2 separate regions of the Homo sapiens genome follow, and region 1 is linked to region 2. A link is a loop called in an ENCODE intact Hi-C map of the cell type or tissue named here. Cell type or tissue: IMR-90. All regions are shown on one strand. Each heading gives the region's core, and the rest is flanking DNA. Links, peaks and the distances in the headings are about the cores only.

Evidence for each region. A loop is a pair of places that touch in the nucleus more often than their neighbours do. Peaks named below come from ENCODE experiments on the same cell type or tissue, not always from the same donor. Only the 100,000 strongest peaks of a DNase experiment are listed, where the experiment ranks them.
Region 1: a loop joins it to region 2, with 8 times the contacts of the local background. A loop is called at or near these places in 3 of 110 quality-filtered maps.

The regions. Positions count from the first base shown.
Region 1 is chr4:186,778,761-186,784,147 of GRCh38, reverse strand. No RefSeq gene overlaps it. Among named protein-coding and RNA genes, the nearest start is that of FAT1, 58 kb to the right of the region's middle. In IMR-90, for the core only: no CTCF peak of the experiment used is centred there; a DNase peak (open chromatin) is centred at 2,407; H3K27ac peaks cover 1,191 bases.
Region 2 is chr4:186,837,489-186,842,875 of GRCh38, reverse strand. It overlaps LOC124900877 (a long non-coding RNA gene), which reads left to right and starts at 2,058. Exons shown (of 2, transcript XR_007058506.1): 1 at 2,058-2,134; 2 at 3,613-4,480. It overlaps LOC102723906 (a long non-coding RNA gene), which reads right to left and starts at 2,214. Exons shown (of 5, transcript XR_939594.3): 1 at 1,887-2,214. In IMR-90, for the core only: no CTCF peak of the experiment used is centred there; DNase peaks (open chromatin) are centred at 2,415 and 3,165; H3K4me3 peaks cover 337 bases; H3K27ac peaks cover 1,904 bases.

The DNA of each region.
Region 1 (5,387 bases), core at 297-5,296, 59 kb after region 2:
TGTGATCCACTTCTGGCCAATAACAGGTCATTGGAAGTCTTCCAGTGGGGCTTACCAAAAAGATTTTTTTTTTTTTTTGAGATGGAGTCTCGCTCTGTCGCCCAGGCTGGAGGGCAGTGGCAGCATCTCAGCTCACTGCAACCTCCGCCTCCCCAGTTCAAGGGATTCTCCTGCCTCAGCCTCCCGAGTAGCTGGGACTACACGCACGTGCCACCATGCCAGGCTAATTTTTTGTATTTTTAGTAGAGATGGGGTTTCACCATGTTAGCCAGGATGGTCTTCATCTCCTGACCTCGTGATCCACCCCCTTGGCCTCCCAAAGTGCTGGGATTACAGGCATGAGCCACCGTGCCCAGCCCCAAAAAGATTTTTTAAAGAGAAAGATTGAGTTGGCCTGTGTCTACAGCCCTTCATCTTTGGCACGTTTTCTCCTCCTCTCCCTTCTGTCTGAGCTCATGAGTGATGTCTGGATGTAAGGGAATACATGACAATTTAGGCCCATGATGACACTCACATTGTGATGGTGGAGGAGGAAGGTAAAAGGAACTCAGGTCCTTGATATATCAGGGGAAACCTCTTACTTTTAAAAGCTTACTGCCTTGTTCATTACCACATGCCTGCTACGGTGCTTGATGCAAAGTAGAAACAATAACTATGGAATGAATGAAGGAATGCAAGGGAAAGGAAGGTATGCAGTCCGTAGTAGCACTGAGCATGAGCTTCCTCTAAGGCCAAGTTTCTTCATTCCTTTTAAAGGTTTAAAGGTTCTGTGGATATATAAATATAAATATTAGGATATGAGTATCTACTATTCTCTCATTGGTCATTCATCTGATTTGAAAGCCTAAAACTTTGGTTAAAAATGCAGGTATTATATGGACAGATAAACATGTTATATTAATATTAATGCTCAAATTAGCCTATCTGGTTATCTATTTATAATTTGCTTACCAGTAACTTGGAGGAATAGGGCCAGGACCCGAGACAAATGTTCATGGGGAAAAGGAAGCAAATTGGAGAGAATGGGAAGGGGATGTCAAAATATAGTCTGGAATATGATGAAGCGTTCCTGTAGCAGTATCTGTGTTGGCAATAAACAGTGATGCTTCCTTAGTTCACATAGGACAGCTCTCTAAGAATCTCTGGGTATAACTGTAATCTCCTTTACACTGGAAACATTTGCAATACCAGTACAGCCACCAGAGGAGTGGTATCATTTTTACTAACTGAAATACAATTTTATAACTACATTGAGAACTGCTACAGGACAGGGATTCAGGGCTGTGGCTGAAGTATTGGTAGAAATGGAAATGTTCTTTTTGTTGCAATTGTCAGTCTCAGATCCCATTCATGGGAATAACAGCGAACTGTGAACTGATTGCCTGTAGCCACTTCTCATATTGTTATAGTTAATGCACATAGCAGTAAGTATCCTATCTCAGGCTGCTATAATGAAGTGTTATAGACTGGGTAGCCTGTAAACCACAGAAACTTATATCCCACATTTCGGGAAGCTGGAAGTCAGAGTGTCAGCGTGGTCCGGTTCTGGGGAAAGCCAGCTTCTTCGTCCATAGATGGCTGTCTTCTTGCTGTGTCCTCAGTTGGTGGAAAAGGGGCCAGGGCGCTCCCCAGGCTCTCTATTTTAAGGGCACTAATCCATTCATGAGGGCTCCACCCTTGTGACCTAATCACCTCCCAAAGACCCCATCTTCTAATACCATCATATTAGGTATTAGGTATTAGGGTGATTTCAACATATGAATTTGTGGGGGGCATAAACTTTCAATCCATAACAGTAAGTAAAAGGAAAAAATGTAAAAAAGAATAAAATAGTATCTTCTGAGGGATGTTACTTAGTCATAATAGTTACTTTAAGAGAAGAAAGGACCCGAATTCATTATCAAGGAGTTTATCCTTAGTTCCTAAGAAGAGAAACTGGTGAACTCCTTTAAAACATATGCCACTGAAAATGTAGATAAGTAATAGGAAACAGAATACAAAGAGAAAAGAAACAGGTGCTGAGAGTTTTCTAGTCCTTTGATGCTAAGCCTACATTTTTAAACATTAAATGATATTAAAAATAAATAATATTTTGATCCAATGACTATAAAATACCAATATAGTGAAAAGCAGAAGTTGACAGTTGACACGCTATCACATTACGTGTCTACAAGAGCCAAAGTAAATAAAATATAGATTAATTGGGATTATGATTTTTTGAAAGTACTTCTGTTTAGCTTTAATAAATAAGTCCTGTATTCACATAATGTTTAAAATATTGTTTCTTTTTTATTTATTTATTTTTTAATGAGAGGAATTTCACTAATGTTCTTCATTTCCTGAATAGCTACAGCAGCTATCTCACCATGTCAAACACTGGGGCCCATGACTCAGAAAAGACTTGTGGAAACATAAACGTCTTGTTAACAATTGAAGCACTGTTAGCAGGGAAAGGGGCAGGCTTAGACAAGACAAGCTAGGTAAGGCGTTTATCTTCTCTTTTGGAGGAAAATAAACAATTTGGATTGGTTGGAGAAAAAGATTGAAAATGTATTGAAAGACAAATAAAAAATGTGATAAACACTGGCCCTCTGTACGGAAAGACAAACTTTACATCTTCATAGGAAAAAAATGCAGCTCAAAATCCAGCCCCAGCAAGCCAAGGTAGCTGTCAAAGATTGCAGAGAAGCAAACTCTCAGAAAACACTTTCTTGTGCTTTGTCCCTGATGGTTGAAGGGAGTGAGTAAAAAGCCCTGGAGCCTGGCTAGCAGATGTGTGGCCACACTCTCATCACAAGAAATACAAGAGAAGAAAGAATCTTTCTGAAAGTTGATAGCAAATGATATTTCTATCTTAGCAGCCTAAATATGCATAGTTTATATGGGCTTCAAAGGGGGATCTCTACAGCTAGAGATAATACTGATTGAGGTATTCACGATACGGCAATGGACAGATTGCCTTCATATGCGCTGTACTGTCTGAGGTCCAGTGTGTAAGATTTATCTAGATGGGCACCATATTTTGAAAAGACTAATTCAGGATATGGGAAGCTTAAGATTGCCTTCATTTGCACTGCAATGTCCTAGGTCCAATATAAGATTATCTGGATGAGCACAATATTTTGGAAAGAGTAGTTCAGGAAATATCACCACCTACGAAAGGCATGTATTTTTTAGCAGAAACTGCAGTGAGAGACAGATGATGCATACATTGCAAGCTTCTAATTCTAGCAAAGGGGTACAGGTCCTACCATGGCCACTCTGAGTAGCCACCTCAGACAAGCATGACATGCATAGCCAGCCCCTGGAGGGAGTTTCCCAGATGAAGGAGCTCTGCCTTTGGAAACGTACTGTTTTCTCCACTTCCTTGAACTCTTCCCCAGGTCTATATTGGGCAAAAGGAAGGGGATCCAGGATCTCCATATGGAATGCTAGGCCTCATCTCCACTTGCCTCCCCAGGGATAAACTTTCTCTTCTGTCAGAGGCATGGTACAGAAACTTAAGGAAAATAAGGCAGGGCAGCAGTCCTCGGGGGGAGGGTGGCTGAAGCAGTTTTCACCTCTCTTCATCATCTTCCTCAAGGAGAACCACAAGCAATAAAAAGATTACGTCATCAGGTATTAGATTGGGCATGAATCTTAAACAATAGTACAAAGGACAGCAGAACCATCATAATTATTAGGCTCCTCCATAAGGCACTTCCTGGTTCCTTGAGCCACAGTTGGCCAATCCCTAGTAATTGCCACCTCAGGACTTTATGTCTACTTTTATTGAAACACTTAATGAGTTGAAGTAAAATCATTTATTACATGTCTGTCTCTTTCCTCTTGTGGCCTGTTAAATGTTGGGTCCTTCATGGCACATCGGATGTCTTCTAGATCATTATTTCATCCCTAATCTATCCCCCTTGTCCCCAAACCTACACATGCCTAACATTTGTCTGGCACTTACAAGGCAGTAGTAAAACAGTCATTTGTTGAACAAATAAATTAATGACTTGCAATCTGAGCCAATACATTATTAAAGCAAAGTTTCCTGGCCAGGCGCAGTGGCTCACACCTGTAATCCCTGCACTTTGGGAGGCCAAGGTGGGCAGATCACCTGAGGTTCAAGACCAACCTGGCCAACATGATGAAACCCCGTCTCTCCTAAAAACACAAAAATTAGCCAGGCGCAGTGGTGCTTGCCTGTAATCCCAGCTACTTGGAAGGCTGAGGCAGGAGAATCACTTGAACCCAGGAGCAGAGTTTGCAGTGAGCCCAGATTATGCCATTGCACTCCAGCTTGGGCAACAGAGTGAGACCTGTCTCAAAAAAAGAGAAAAGTTTCCATATAGAAGATCAAGAATGACCTAACACATTTTTGTCCCCGAGAATTGTATCAACTTCAAAGTTAGAAAATAAAGGAACTTGTATTAAAAACATATGGAATATTTGTATATATGTGTGCATTTTCTTCCCAATATATTATTTTGAGTCTAAATATTCCAATAGAATTCTTCTAAACAAAATTCCATATTTCTGTTTGTGAAATAATTTTGTATTGAATACTTCATGCATTAGTCCATTTTCACACTGCTACAAAGATACTACCTGAGATTACATAATTTATAAAGAAAAGAGGTTTAATTGACTCACAGTTCCACATGGCTGGGGAGGCCTCAGGAAGCTTACAATTATGGCAGAAAGAGAAGCAGGTACATCTTACATGGTGGCAGACAAGAAACCATGAAAGGAAGGGGGAAGAGCCTCTCATAAAACCATCAGATCTTGTGAGAACTCACTAGCACGAGAAAAGCATGTGGGAAACTGCACCCATGAGCCAATCACATTCTTCCCTCAACGCGTGAAGATGACAGGTCCCTCCCTCAACACGTGGGGACTACAATTCGAGATGAGATTTGGGTTAGAACACAAAGCCAAACCATATCATTCTGCCCCTGGCTCCTCCCAAATCTTATATCTTTTCACATTTCAAAACCAATCACGCCTTCCCAACAGTCCCCCAAGTCTTAACCCATTTCAGCATTAACTCAAAAGTCCAAGTCCAAAGTCTGATCTGAGATAGGCAAGTCCCTTCCATCTATGAGCCTGTAGAATCAAAAGCAAGTTACTTACTTCCTAGATATAATAGGGGCACAGGCACTGGGTAAATGCACCCGTTCCAAATGGGGGAAACTAACCAAAATGAAAGGGCTACCGGTCCCACTCAAGTCTGAAATCCAGTGGGGAAGTCATTAAATCTTCAAGCTCCGAAATGATCTCCTTTGACTCTATGTCTCACATCCAGGTCATGCTGATGCAAGAGGTGGACTCCCACAGTCTTCGGGAGCTCAGACCCTGTGGCTTTGCAGGGTACACATGGAAGCTGCCAAGGCTCGGGGCTT
Region 2 (5,387 bases), core at 107-5,106:
ACTACTTTAAAGTTCATATGGAACCAAAAAAGAGCCCGCATTGCCAAGTCAATCCTAAGCCAAAAGAACAAAGCTGGAGGCATCATGCTACCTGACTTCAAACTATACTACAAGGCTACAGTAACCAAAACAGCATGGTACTGGTACCAAAACAGAGATATAGACCAATGGAACAGAACAGAGCCCTCAGAAATAATGCCACATATCTACAACCATCTGATCTTTGACAAACCTGACAAAAACAAGCAATGGGGAAAGAATTCCCTATTTAATAAATGGTGCTGGGAAAACTGGCTAGCCATATGTAGAAAGCTGAAACTGGATCCCTTCCTTAAACCTTATACAAAAATTAATTCAAGTTGGATTAAAGACTTACATGTTAGACTTAAAACCATAAAAACCCTAGAAAAAAACCTAGGCAATACCATTCAGGACATAGGCATGGGCAAGGACTTCATGTCTAAAACACCAAAAGCAATGGCAACAAAAGCCAAAATTGACAAATCGGATCTAATTAAACCAAAGAGCTTCTGCACAGCAAAAGAAACTACCATCAGAGTGAACAAGCAACCTACAGAATGGGAGAAAATTTTTGCAATCTACTCAGACAAAGGGCTAATATCCAGAATCTACAATGAACTCAAACAAATTTACAAGAAAAAAACAAACAACCCCATCAACAAGTAGGTGAAGGATATGAACAGACACTTCTCAAAAGAAGACATTTATGCAGCCAAAAAACACATGAAAAAATGCTCATCATCACTGGCCATCAGAGAAATGCAAATCAAAACCACAATGAGATACCATCTCACACCAGTTAGAATGGCGATCATTAAAAAGTCAGGAAACAACAGGTGCTGGAGAGGATGTGGAGAAATAGGAACACTTTTACACTGTTGGTGGGACTGTAAACTAGTTCAACCATTGTGGAAGTCAGTGTGGCGATTCCTCAGGGATCTAGAACTAGAAATACCATTTGACCCAGCCATCCCATTACTGGGTATATACCCAAAGGATTATAAATCATGCTGCTATAAAGACACATGCACACGTATTTTTATTGTGGCACTATTCACAATAGCAAAGACTTGGAACCAACCCAAATGTCCAACAATGATAGACTGGATTAAGAAAATTTGGCACATATACACCATGGAATACTATGCAGCTATAAAAAATGATGAGTTTATGTCCTTTGTAGGGACATGGATGAAGCTGGAAACCATCATCCTCAGCAAACTATCACAAGAACAAGGAACCAAACACTGCATGTTCTCACTCATAGGTGGGAATTGAACAATGAGAACACATGGACACAGGAAGGGGAACATCACACACCGGGGCCTGTTGTGGGGTGGGGGGAGGGGGGAGGGATAGCATTAGGAGATATACCTAATGTAAATGGCGAGTTAATGGGTGCAGCACACAACATGGCACATGTATACATATGTAACAAACCTGCACGTTGTGCACATGTACCCTAGAACTTAAAGTATATAAAAAAAAGAAAAATTTCAGAAAACACATTTCTAAAATTTTTATCGCCAAAGAATGACTGCAGCAAAACCGGTGGGGAAAGGGACAGCCAAATCAGGCTATTTAATGCATGCGACAAGCATTCACTTCCGGGGTGAAGAATTCCTTTCCGGCCTACAGACCCCGCCCTCACAAAACTGCGGGCAAGTGAAGCGTGCTTCAGCCTCTTCCTCCCCGCGCCTGTCAGTTCACTCTCACTCGCTCATTCACTGCAGCATGAGCATGCCGAGGACCGTGCCAGATCCTGGGTTCCTCGGGGCAGTGAGGGGCCGGATTAATCTATGCCTCCGTCCTTACCCGTGACCTGTGCACTTGAACATCCTATTCCAAGACAGAAAAGTACTCACGGGGTAGCTCCAGGGACCAGCAGCTCCGGCAGGGACCCCCAGGGAACAGGGCTGCCTGCCAACTGGGACCCCAAAGGCTGCTGGTGAGCCCAGGGCAAGGCCGCTGCACCTGCGCCAGGGATGCTTGAAATCCACCGAAAGGGGACAGCCACGTGCTTCCCCTCAGGGATGGAGAGCCTGAGTTGGGTGTGGACCTCAACACTTCCTGAAAGTGAAAACTGAAAGTGTTTGGACAAACTGAGGAGAAAGTGAGCAACACACCAAAAAGAGCGGTGATGGGGAGGGGAGAAAGAAGGGAGGAGAGAAGGAGTCGGGGGAGGAAGGGAGAAGAGGGAGGGAGGAGGAGGGGGAGAAGGAGAGGGAGGGAGAGGAGCGGGAGGGGGAAGAAGGGGGAAAGAAGAGGAGGGAGAGGGAGGAGAAGGAGGGGAAGGGGGGAGGGAGAAGGAGGAGAGAAGGAGAGGGAGTGGGGAGGAGAAGGAGGCGGGAGGAAGGCGAGGGGTGGGAGATGGAAAGTGGAGAGGACTGGGGAGGGGAGAAGGAGGCAGAGTGGGAGGGGAGAACTTTCAATAAAGTTGCACAAGCTCATTGAAGGAGGAGAAGGAGGGGGAGGGAGGAGGATGGGGAGGGAGATGGAGCGGGGTCGAGAGACAGCAGTAGGAGAGAAAGCAGTCCAGAAGGAAGGGTCCTGGGGAAATGGGCATCACAGTGTCTCCTGGCAGGAGGGTGGTGGGTAAGGAATTTCGACAGTGGACTTGGATAGATTGGGAAGGGCCTCAAGGTAAAGGGTGTTTTCCTACATCCCGGAACAAGTAGTGAGTTGTAAGGACAGGGTTGATAAACTCCCACTCAGGAAAGTTAGAGACATGAAGAAGTAGGTTCCACTGTTTAAAAAAAAAAAAAAAAAGTCGTATATGTCTTATTCAAGTCACCCTATTTTAATTTCATAGTCATCCATTATTCCGTCTCTGCTTTCCTCAGCCTTCAGCCAAGCGGTGACTCTCCCTCTCCCAGTTCCGTGGGTGGCTGGGGTCATGGGGGTGTTCTGTGGCTTCCCTCCCTCTCTCCCACCTCTCTGTTTTTCAGAGTGTGGCCCTCTTTACCCCACTCCGTAAAAGACACTGTCATACATGAACGCCGTCTGTGTGTGGCCCTGGAGCCCCTCCAGCCAGATACTAACAGCCACAGCCAGAAAAGGCAAAACATGGATTATAAACTTCAGTGTTAATGTTAGGACTAGCAGTGGCCATGGTGCTTACGCTATTTCTTCTGAAACAGGAACAGAAAGAATAAATGTTCTGGGTTTTTATGAAATGAGTCATCATTGGCAAAAAATTTCTGATCGTTGTATTGCAAGTCATTTGTATTAACTTCTGAAAATATCTGTTTTCTTAATACGTGAAAAAGCATAAAATCAAGAATTTGCCATTTAAAAAATAGACAATACTTTCCGCCCCCCCTTTAAATCCTATTTATGGCAACATTTAAATGACTTACCACAAATTGAAGTGTTAAGAATTATGAAAGAGCCAACTGGAGGCTCCCTTATATCACTGCTCCTATTCTGAAAGAAATGGAGCTCTTTCAGCCATTTTCAGTATTTCCAAGAGTTAAACAGAAATCATAAGTTCACTTTCAATAAAGTTGCACAAGCTAATTGAAATGTCAAGCATTGATTCTGCCTGGGATTGTATTAATGTAATGTGGCAACACCGCTTATCTCTTGCAGATCAAGATTTCTGTTAGAGAGAAAAGAGAAGAGAAGGGAAAAAGGAAGAAGAGAGGGAGAGAAAGAGAAAAGGAGCAAGATTTAGCTCTAGACTTGAGCCAATCTGTTACATTAAGCAATTTTAATCTCAGTAGGTCTGTTTTCTCATCTGTAATTTGGGCACAATCCTGACTTCATGGTGCTCCAGTGAGCTTTGGGAATAATCCATGTTAGCACTCATAGCGTGGAATCACCAACATTTTTTGAGTGCTTACTATGTCCTAGGCCCTGTTCTAGGTGCTTTTCATGGATTCATTAAAAAAATCATGAATTTGGCACACGTATTATCCTCCTCTTAGAATGAGGAAATTGAGATACAGAGCAGTTTGTAAGAACTTATGTGTAAGTCCACACAGCTAATGAACTGGGGTTCTAACCAAGGTAATCCGGTTAAGAGCCCATGCTCTTTGCTGCAAATCCATGTCCTTAACCACACTGTACTGTTACCTTAATAGGAGAAATATGAAGCTATTGTGTGATCAATTCTGTCAGTACTATTATTCCATGTCACTTTTATTAAAAATGAGAAAAAGAAATTGCTATCAAATAAATATATCATGTTTAGTAGACAAAACTTTTCAAATCTCAGGATCTGTGGTGGTAAAATGGTTGGTAATCATTGCACTGTAATGGGGAATTTGACATTTTATAGTCAGTCATTAATTTAGCTACTAGGATGACTCTGATATAAATGGACTTCCTATCATTCATTCATTTTTTCAATCATTCATTCATTCACCAACTACATGTCAAGCACTGCACTATATGCTGTTATGTGAACAGATCGCTATGTCATCAAGTCAAATACAGTGTTATTCTGAAACCACAATGTACTTGTAATTTATGTTTTAATACTCGTTAAATAACAAAACATAGATTCCTAAGTGTATGCTCTGAAATCACAAATCCTGCATTTGATGTACTTTTCCATTTGGTTTGTGTTACTAATTTTTAATTTACTTACGTGCCATTACACAAAAAAAATGTATTTTCGCAAACACACAAAAGGTCTCATGCTACCTCTGAGAAGATTTAATGAATTAATGTATTGCAAACGAATTAATGTAATACAAATAAATAAGAAAAAATTATCCCCAAATAATCCTTACATACAATGGATTTTAAAACAAAAAATACATAAGGCATAGGTCCTAATACACAGTTCTTATAAATCAACTTGGAAATTTTTTTTTTAAGTAAAAAATTTCTAACTACAACCAATTAGAATGCAATTAGCTGCAGTGGATAGCACATTTCCAATTGTCCAACAGTAAGTTATTCGGTTGACAGGTTAACCATGCTCCTTGTGCCGCCATTTTCTCATTTTCTGCTTCCCTGAATCTCTTCCTTTAGCCTAGTGCCTTTCATGAATGTGTAAAGATAAGAGCCTGCAAGAACAGAGTTTTGAGGTGGAACTCGTTGAGACACTTTGGCTCCTCGTTAGCAGTTCTTACAGGAAATAGCCCAGTGAGTTACTTGAGGTTTCACATGCCAGAGTGAAGCCTCCTTTCAGTAGTTAGGCTGCCTCTGTATGACATCTTTACAGCTTGAAAATGCACATATACACCATGGAATACTATGCAGCCATAAAAAATGATGAGTTCATGTCCTTTGTAGGGACATGGATGAAATTGGAAATCATCATTCTCAGTAAACTACCACAGGGACAAAAAACCAAACACCGCATGTTCTCACTCATAGGTGGGAATTGAACAATGAGAACACATGGACACAGG